Regions from separate parts of the Homo sapiens genome. Here regions 2, 3 and 4 are each linked to region 1. A link is a loop called in an ENCODE intact Hi-C map of the cell type or tissue named here. Cell type or tissue: IMR-90. All regions are shown on one strand.

Evidence for each region. Hi-C counts contacts between places; a loop is a spot of excess contacts. Peaks named below come from ENCODE experiments on the same cell type or tissue, not always from the same donor. Only the 100,000 strongest peaks of a DNase experiment are listed, where the experiment ranks them.
Region 2: a loop joins it to region 1, with 6 times the contacts of the local background. A loop is called at or near these places in 20 of 110 quality-filtered maps.
Region 3: it touches region 1 in a loop (5-fold over the local background); 11 of 110 quality-filtered maps call a loop at or near these places.
Region 4: a loop joins it to region 1, with 6 times the contacts of the local background. A loop is called at or near these places in 5 of 110 quality-filtered maps.

The regions. Positions count from the first base shown.
Region 1 is chr17:61,001,090-61,003,589 of GRCh38, reverse strand. All of the region lies in intron 15 of BCAS3 (BCAS3 microtubule associated cell migration factor), which reads right to left. Among named protein-coding and RNA genes, the nearest start is that of BCAS3-AS1, 130 kb to the left of the region's middle. In IMR-90, a CTCF peak has its summit at 1,124 (motif pointing left); DNase peaks (open chromatin) are centred at 1,109 and 2,489; H3K4me3 peaks cover 179 bases; H3K27ac peaks cover 294 bases.
Region 2 is chr17:60,719,441-60,721,940 of GRCh38, reverse strand. The region is part of intron 5 of BCAS3 (BCAS3 microtubule associated cell migration factor); the gene reads right to left. Among named protein-coding and RNA genes, the nearest start is that of BCAS3, 43 kb to the right of the region's middle. In IMR-90, a CTCF peak has its summit at 989 (motif pointing left); a DNase peak (open chromatin) is centred at 990.
Region 3 is chr17:61,200,292-61,202,791 of GRCh38, reverse strand. The region is part of intron 22 of BCAS3 (BCAS3 microtubule associated cell migration factor); the gene reads right to left. Among named protein-coding and RNA genes, the nearest start is that of BCAS3-AS1, 66 kb to the right of the region's middle. In IMR-90, no CTCF peak of the experiment used is centred here; DNase peaks (open chromatin) are centred at 21, 1,401 and 2,271; H3K4me3 peaks cover 180 bases; H3K27ac peaks cover 1,747 bases.
Region 4 is chr17:61,156,688-61,159,187 of GRCh38, reverse strand. All of the region lies in intron 22 of BCAS3 (BCAS3 microtubule associated cell migration factor), which reads right to left. Among named protein-coding and RNA genes, the nearest start is that of BCAS3-AS1, 22 kb to the right of the region's middle. In IMR-90, a CTCF peak has its summit at 1,466; a DNase peak (open chromatin) is centred at 1,447; H3K4me3 peaks cover 628 bases; H3K27ac peaks cover 1,218 bases.

The sequences.
Region 1 (2,500 bases):
GGGCTTGGTGGCTCACACCTGTAATCCCCAGCATTTTGGGAGGCTGAGGCAGGCAGATTGCTTGAGACCAGGAGATCGAGACCAGATTGTGCAAAATGGCAAAACCTTGTCTCGATTTAAAAAGGCAAAGAAAGGGAGACAAGAAAGGAAAGAAAAAAAAGGAAAGAAAAAGAAGGGAAGGGAAGGGGAGGGGAGGGGAGGGGAGGGGAGGGGAGGGCATAATAAAAGGAGCACAAAAAAGCTTCAAAATTTATAACGATCTCTTAAAGAGAGAAAAATATTACACATAAAATAAGAAAAGGGTGTGATAATAAAAAAAATTCAAAGAAAATCATATTAAAAAGATTGCAGAAATAAAAATGCAACAAGAAGACTGAAACATACGTTGGGGAAATTCTCATAAAGTTAAAAAAAAGATAGAAAATAGACAAGAAGATTAGGGGCTCAATGTAGAAGATACATTATTCAAGTAATAGGATTTCCAGGAAAGGGCCCAAAAAAAACCAACTGAGAAAAAAACAGAAGAGTTAAAAGAAGAGGCCTCTGGGGAATGACACCCGAGAGTGGGGAGGATAGGCCAAAAAGTGCCTCCTTTCACTATAAAATTATATTTTTGACTTTTATAATAAATGCATGTATTTCTTTGATAAAAAATAAAAATTATATTTAAAGGGTAAACAACAACAGTAAGTGTCCAATCAATGTTAATAGAAAAGAGTAGATAACTATTAGCCCTTATAATGCCTCAATGCCTCAAAAATGAAGTTTAATCACTCTGATATTATAAAGTATACAGATAACAAGTCCCTGAATAGCAACACATAGAGAATAAAAAAACATTTAGCATAATGACCCCACATACTCAAATGATATAACTAAAAAATTTGCCTCTATTCATTCAATGGTATTCACTCAGAGGAACTGGATCTGCATGTAGTACTCAGAAAGGATATTAATTGATAGTAATATATTTCCAAAGTTGAATTCTCTAAGAAGACGTTGAAGAATAAATCACAGAAAACATAATAAAAAGGAAGAAAGGCTATTTAAGATCTGATAAGACATTAACATCCCTAGTACCTCAGGTTCATGCCAGGGTTGCCTTGATTACAATGAGAAAATATTGCCCTCTAGAGGCATGTCTCATTAACCATTTAAAAATAAAACTATTTTGAAATCTGGAGTTTATGATTTGCCCATGTAAAAAATACATAGAAAAGAAAAAATATTTCCACAAGCAGTAAAAAGCAAAGAAGAAATTCTGGATTAGTTTCAAGGGATAACTACATCATCTGGCATTTATTTAAAGGCAAAACTTACAGAGAAAAGAAATGTGTTATATCCAAAATGAAATACACAAAAATATAAAATATCTACATAGAGTTTATTTAGGTTTAAAATATTTTTAAATTAATTTTCATAGCACTAAATTTTAAAGTATAATTTAGAGGCAATATAATATCAGGTTTCCTTTAAAATATATCCCACTGGCAATTTTATTTCCCCCCAAAACTACGTTATCTATACCTTTCTCTCAATTTTACTGAGAACCTAAAACTTCTCTTTAAAAACCTATTTAAAAACAACAACTGTACAATCTTCATTTAATAGCTTCTTCCATTAATGATTCTGAAATGAAAGCATCTTGTTTTCAGGAAGGTATTATGAGGTCACTCTTTTCTATCCACTTTCCCTAACAAACTCATCTGCTCTGTCTTGAGAAAATAGTAAATGTTAAAACTAGCAGAGTGCTATAGCAACATTTTTTTTTAAAAAAGGTGATAAAAGAATTTGAGAAAACAAATTCACCAGGAAAACTTTAAATCTGAAAATAACAAATGAAAAACAAAACTGCATTTGAGCTAAAACAATAAAGTACACATAATCAATAAAAATCCAGGTACTAAACTAAGATATCCCCCCACAAGATTTTTCTCCATTTAACATGTTTATACTATTTATATACTCTATGTCATATGAGGCATAAAATCTAAAGCAGAGCTACAGTGCACTTGATTGATTTTTCTTGGCAAAAATTAAAACATGCACATGGAAACTTCAATCCACAAGTAAACAGTGATGTGGAAAGAAAAGTCAAGAAACATCACATTATCATTGATTCTCTTAAGTAGGTGAAACTATATAAGGCTGAAATGTGTGGTTGCTTTGTATTTACAATTGTGATGTGGTCTGTATCAAGAAAACTACTGATCAACGTAAGTTAAAATTACAATAAACCATCAAATGAAAGCTATAAACAGAGTCTTTGAGTGGTAAAAGGAATGCCTCATACAGATGCTAAAAAGAAAAGTGATACTTCCAGTTTTGTAAAAGCACTTTACTGAAATATGGAGGCTCCAAGTCCAAGAAATGAGAGGCTTTGTACAAAGGTCTCCGAGTCTCATCAACTACTTCCATTTAGAAAAAGCAGAATCTAGAATTCAGATGCCAAAAGCTGTGACTCAAAGATGACCCCTCTGAGGACGAACAAGTTAATAGG
Region 2 (2,500 bases), 280 kb after region 1:
AGACATTCAAGAATAGAAAAAAAGAATCTATGGTGATAGAAGTCAGAATAGCAGAATAATGGTTACTTGGAGGTGGAAAGAGGGTAGTACTGCCAAGGAAGTGGCACAAGGGATTCTTTTGAGGTACTGGAAATATTCTAGATCTTAATCCAGGATGATGGTTAGAAGGTTATATATATATATATTTTCAGTCTGTACACTTCAGATTTGTGCATTTTACTGTATGTATATTCAATAACATTTATCAGAAAAAAATTGCATTCCACAGACTTATAAATCAGCTTAGGTCCAAATAATATATTGTTTTAGAGTAGAAAATCATCAAAAAGATCTCAAGTAAGAAAGAGTCCAACTTACAATGATAAATTTCAAACTCACAGTAATGTCTACTGCCTATGTCAAATCAACAAGAGTCACGCCACTATTCGCACACAGGGAAAAATTAAGTTTCAGATGCAAGAGTTCTCTGGAGTGATACTTTAAGAAACATACTACAGGAAAAGATATTTTAATCCACCAATATGGTTAAATTCCAGAAATTACTTCAGTATTACTCTTCATTTCTGCTTTTATTCATCCATAACAACCAATGTCCTCCCACTGTATCTACAGTCTAAGGATCCACCTATTCTCTTTCCAGGAAGAAGAGAATGCACCAAACAAAATAAGGTCCTATTCTCAACAAAGGCAATTTTTTTCACTGGACTTCATCCATATTCAACCTCTCTCTGCTTGCCAGTGTACCCAAATCACTAACTTTATATTACTCCCAAATGAAACCCATAAAAACTGTTTCCTGGCTAACAATCTTAACATGGCAAGGTCTATTGGCACCCAACCTCTAATAAATAGTAGACTAATTGGCATTTACCTCAAGAATGCCCTTGCATATTTGCTCTAAAGCTTTTAGTGTATAAAAACTACACAAAAAGCTTTAGGGCAAAAATTTCCTTTCAAGGAGCAGCCGCACTTTTCTTAGCTCAATGTGGTAGCGACACCTAGTGTTAGGTCATTGAAGTACCGCATATACACAGCTCCAAGAAAACACTACAAATACTAACTTTTGAAAAGAAAATACAGTCATCTCTCTGTATTCACATGGGGTTGGTTCCAGAATCCCTGTGGACACCAAAACCTCCAATGCTTAAGTCCCTTTTATAAAATGGCATGGTATCTGCACATAACCTATGCATATAAAACCTATGCACATCCTCCTATATACTTTAAATCATCTCTAAATTACTTACAATACCTAATACAATGTGCTATGTAAATAGCTATACTGTCATTTTTATTTGTGTTATTTTTTATTGTTGAATTATTTTTTACTTTTTTCCCAAATATTTTCTATCCATATTGACTGAATGCACGTATTCAGAATCCATGGATATCCAGGGCCAACTGTATACTGTTTCACACAATACAACTGCCATATTTTAGGTGATGTAATAAATATATTCTCCATTTTTTAAGAAAAAAATAAGCATTTCAAAAGAAGATAAGACGCTGGGCGCAGTGGCTCATGCCTGTAATCCCAGCACTGTGGGAGGCCAAGGCAGGAGGATCACTTGAGCTCAAGAGTTCAAGATCAGACTGGGCAAGATGGCAAAACCCCATCTCTACAAAAAAATATATATATACAAAAATCAGTTGGGCATGGTGGTGCACACCTGTGGTCCCAGCTACTCGGGAGGCTGAGGTGAGGGAATCGCTTGAGCCCAGGAAGCGAAGCCGTGATTGCACCACTGCACTCCAGCCTGGGTGACAGAGCAAGACTATGTCTCAAAAAGAAAAGAAAAGAAAAGAAAACTAAGTTGCCATTTAAACAGATAGCAAAAAGTATGCGAAAATATCAGAAGACTTTTACCACTGAAACTTTAAGTGAGAACCCTTTATTACTTATAAGACAATATGCTATACAATTTTTGCTTTACATGATTTTTAACATAGTGTAAGTCTAATAATCAAATTCTATTTCTGCTAAAATGATGCCATCTTTCATACTAAGCAGCACTGGTCCCCAGGTCAAGACTCTGGAAACATCTTTAACTTTCTTCTCTTCTAAACGTCTAACCACTTACCATGGTTTTTGGTAATCCTCTCACAACAACAAACTTAGTTCAGGCTCTCAACATCTAACATTTAGACAGTGTTGAAATTCACTCCTAACTAGCCTTATAACCTTTTCTTTTCTCCTGCTATTCATCCCACTGCAACCACAAAATCAATATTACAGACAGCTTTTGGAATGTATGTTACCAAAAGATTCTCAACGAGTCCAAATTATTATGGCTGAAAGAATAAGTTCAACTCCTCATCCTGCAATTCAAATCTCCTCCTTGAAAATTCTGTATCTTATTCTCATGACTACAAAGAATGTATAATGCTAAAATGAATGTTAATAATCACAGAAATGTTATTTGTGTGAAATAAAATAATACATGATTGCATGTCTAAACATACTCATCAAAAACTCCTTCTCCAACTGGATGTCTTGATG
Region 3 (2,500 bases), 200 kb before region 1:
CTGAGAACAACAAGACATGCTTTTGAGTTGTTTTTCTGAGTCAGATATACTCTTAGCTCATCTCATATTCTTCTGACAATGGCAGGCTAATGGTGATGCCATTTAATTCTCAGCTTTTCTTTGTAAAATATTAACTTGGCCTATTCTGAGATCAAACAAGATTTTGGGCTCAAAGGCATCATATTCTAACCAATGGAGTAGTTAGCCCAGACAGCTCCTTTAGAAGAAACACAAGTAAAATAAGAAGAAAAGTAAACTCGACCATTAAAAATTAAATAAGTAATATTTTAAAAAAAAAAGAAAATGAGGAGGGGAAAAAGGAAAGTAAACTCTTTGTTGAGAGTGTTAAGGCTTCAAGGGAGTTAAGAAAAGCATGGGCATTGAAGCCAGATCTTGGGTTAAAATCCTCATCCCAACCTTATTCGCTGTGATAGATTGCGCAAATCGTTTCAGATCTCATCAGTTTCCTCATCCGCAAAATGGGGAGAAAAATCACCACCTTTTTGGGTGCCTGTAGTCCCAGCTACTCAGGAGGCTGAGGCAGGAGAACGGCGTGAACCCGGGAGGCAGAGCTTGTAGTGAGCTGAGATCACACCACTGCACTCCAACCTGGGAGACAGAGCGAGACTCCATCTCTTTAAAAAAAAAAAAAAAAAAATCACCACCTTTCTGAAAGTACCTGGAATAGTGTCTGGCACATAAAAATTACAAAAAAAAAAAAAAAAAAAAAAAGAGGCCGGGCACAGTGGCTCACACCTGTAATCCCAGCACTTTGGGAGGCTGAGGTGGGAGGATCACGAGGTCAGGAGTTTGAGACCAGCTTCATCAACATGGTGAAACCCGGTCTCTACTAAAAATAACAAAAACTAGCCGAGCGTGGTGTCACATTCCCGTAATCCCAGCTACTTAGTAGGCTGAGGCAGGAGAATCACTTGAACCCGGGAGGCGGAGGTTGCAGTGAGCCGAGATTGCGCCACTGCACTGCAGCCTGGGCGACAGAGCGAGACCCTGTCTCAAAAAAAAAAAAAAAAAGTTAGTTTCCTTTCCCTTACCTTTCTCCCTCACTGGAAAGTACAGAAAAGGCTTTTTTAAAAGCCCATGGATTTTTCAGATTGAACGTGGAACGTACTTCACGAAGGGGGTCATGGTACCCTCTCTCACCATTAACCACAACCTGAGCAAACTCGCTAGGGCTTCCAGTCTCTCACCTCCTCCAGCACCACATTTGTTATAGTCTAAGCCAGAAGGACTCTTTCAGCCTCAAAGAAGAGAGTGTATCCCCCAAAATAAATGAACATGACTCAAACTTTGGATATTTAGCTATTTAAACATGTTGCTCACAGCTCATGTTCCCAGCTTAAGGAATTCCTCTTGGATCCTTTTTCCAGTGGCAATGGATGGTTTCCACATTACATTCTTTGCCCGCTTATGCAGCTGGCAAGCCTGATAAAATCAAAACAAATTCACAACAAATACACACATAAACACACACACTTCAGTGCTCTTGTGAGTCAGGCAAGTGGGTGATTTCCATGAGATGGAAGTATGATTACTGTCTGCAGGCCTCCTCATTCGTTCTGACTTTGCCTCTAGCAGATACCTGCGAATGCCAGGTAGTCTGCATTTAAGGAGAAATATTCCTGTCATTGTTTGGTTTTAGGTTCGGGTTAAAATGTATTTATTTCAACATTATCTTAATGTTTTAAAAGAGACCTCCTAATTTTTATGGAATGAAAAGACAACTGTATGACCTATAATTCTTTTTTTTTTTATATATACTATTTGTCCTTTCTTGCTCTGTCTGGTAAATGGGTAAACAGTGCTTTCTGAGTATGAATTAAAAATAAACACCTGTCCTGACTCAGGGCTGCTAACTTGGCTTTAAAATCCTATGAGGGTTTTTATTATTTCTAATGGAGACTGTTTGGATGAGGCAGGAAAGAGGAAAGGTAGCCCATCAAAAAAGTACATTTTCCAATTCTATTTGGAATTTCAGTACAATACTTGATTATTAGGCTCAAACAGGTTAACTGTACCTGATCCTATGGGTGTGGCAAAGAAACAAAATCCAAATTTTGGCTGAAACAGAAGCAAGATAATAGTAAAAAGATACTAATATAATAAGAGAGCCAGCCAAACAGCTGAGGATACCTCACTACCACCCGCATTGATAATCAAAAGAAATACGCTCTAGTCCTAATGCCTCTTCAGTAGGAATGTTTCGGAGGCTGAACGATCAGGATCCAGGAGGCTAACATTCCACACCAGCTCGGTCATTGATTTACCATACGGCCTTCGGCAAGCCGAGGGCCCTTTCTGAAGCTCAGGTTCCTTTATTATGAAATAAGAATAATAATCTCTCCTTTACCAAGTTGCTATGGCTATAAAATAATAAATAATGCTTTGTCAATAGTAAGTGCCAAATTGATGTTAGTTGTCACTATTATCAAACAGTGTACTGCCCAGTAAGGCAAGAATAATAAGCTAACTAACTAATTGT
Region 4 (2,500 bases), 160 kb before region 1:
CAGAGGTAAACATATTGATTTTCTGCTTCTGTGTGTAATTCTTATGGAGTAATCAAAGGCAAAAAGGAAAAAAGAAAAGAAAAACCTAGCTGAGACAGTGAAGACTATAACTCTATTCTCACACTTTAAAGGATAAAATGTATGAATATATATGGATTCACAAGTTTGTGCTTGAAATGAGAAAAATTATGATTACATATATTTTGAGTTGTTGATGTTAAATTGTGTGAAGAAAATATGCAAGCTGATGTATAAATAATTTCCTTTTATATAACAAAAAGGATCTATTTCTGACAAAACATGAACTTCTAATCAAATTTCTGATTAGAAGTTTTGTTATTAGAAGTTCACTTTTGTTATCTGCTAATTTTTGCATTTCGGTTAGTATCTTTAAAGACCTTTATTTTAAATAAATGTAGTCAGACTAGTCTGGCTTTCCAATGAAATCGAAATCAAATTCCTTTATCGGAGCTGCCTTACTGTCTCATGTACTATCCCTCTTTCCCTTTAAGCAAATATCATTATCAGTTAACCCGCTATTTGTGCAACTGGGATTTTATTGTTAAGGCATAGGTGTTGAAATTATTTAAAAGCCTGGATGAAGATAGCATGATATTTGATGCAAGAGTAATGCAATCTGTCTAACCTCAGTTAAAGATTCACTACCAAAATTCCCAACAATTATAATAGCTACATGAATTCAGTAAAATACTTCTTAAAAAGGTATCAGCAAAGTTGGTCCAACTTGATTTTTAGAATAACCTAGAGATTTAGTTCAGCTACATTAAAGCAGCTGATTTTGAGTTAAAGCAAAAAACAAATACCAGCCACAAGTCATGCACATATTCTATCCCTTTTCCTAAAAAAATGACTGAAACACTTGAGAAAAATGTGGTATAAAGGCACAAGTACTAACATTACAAGACATTTGATGGGTCATGTAAAGAATAAGAAATCATCTCCCAGATGTTTGCAAGACAACAAAATAAATCTTTCCATGAATGTAGAAAAAATGTCGGAGTATAAACAAAATATCCATGATTAAATAAAACTTGAGGTGATCCAAACTGACTAGCATTTTACAGTATTAATGCTAATGGTTAGTCTTTTGGCAGGTTTAACAGGTCTCATAAAAAAAAGAGTTGCATATAGGAAGGAGAAGCAAACAGAAAACTAGTCATACATGGTAAAGAATAAGGAAAGAAGAGATATCAAATCAGTCAGAAATATACAATAGCAGTTTTCAATATTGCATCAGGAAATAAGGTAGTTAGAGAAAAGCTGCAATCTAAAACAGAAAACACTTTTAGGAAATGGCAAAATTAAAACAGAAGTAGATATGTAAAATAGATGAATGAAGACAAGGTCTTCCTGCACCAAGGGAGTTGTTTAGGAGAAACAGTGTCCGTTTGTGGCCAGCGATAATACTTTCCATTCAATAGAGTTTGCAGCTTGCTGATTCATATGATTGCAGGCTGGCGCCCTGCTGGCGAGCCTCTCCACTGAAATTAAATCCACTCTCTTCAGTTATAAATTATAATGCTCTATAAACAACACTCCCATTGGGAATGGGGGCGGGTGGGGGGGAAGAGAGAGAGAGAGAGAAAGAGAGAAACAGAGGAAGAGAAGGAGAGGCAAGAATGAAAAAAAAAAAGAGGCAGGGAGGGAGAAAAGAGCCGGAGAGGGAGAGCGTTTCTGCATAGTCCACTCACTGTTTAATGTTCTGCTCTTCTGCAACAAACAAGGGGAGTAAGTCTTCCACAGATAGCACTCCTGCTGTAATTCCTACACTGTTTGATGTAGAGCCCAGAAAGGAAAGTGGGATAGTAATATGAGTCTAAGAGGAAAAGTACTTAGAAATCAAGGAGTATACAAGATGAAGAGAAGATAAAAGACATTTTTATACCTGGATTTTTCAAATATATTACTGAATATATCTTTGGAGTCTCAAGGGAGAGCCAAAATGAATAAAATTATTGAATTCTGTTTTGATAAATTAGATCTTCACATTGTACATCTTTTGATATCCAAATCAATCAGAGTTATTTCCCCCAGATGCACTGGGAAAGCAAAGAAACAGGAAAGAAAAGTTAAAATTAATCCATCCCAAACAGCCTCAGACAAGGAGTCCAGAGCAAAGAGAAAGTTCAATGATTTCGAGATTAACCACATTTGCTTTTTAAAACAAATACGTATTTTGAAATTTAATACTAAATTTATAGGAGAGTGATGCCTCAACTGTTTAAATGTTGTAGAATTTGTTTTTTTTAAGTGTTGTTTCAAAGGAAAAATAATTGCAAATATTAAATTGTGTCAATTACCTAAATCATTCATAAAGGAGTCCATCGTTGAGGTGGTCTGTATGTACCAGCTTCAGGGCATTAACTTATATCCACACTGCAGATTTTTTGTGTGCATGTGAATTTTTTTAGGAGTTACTTATGGTTTATAGCAGGATAGAAACAATTATTGTTATGTGCCAATTAGGATTCCAAGGATT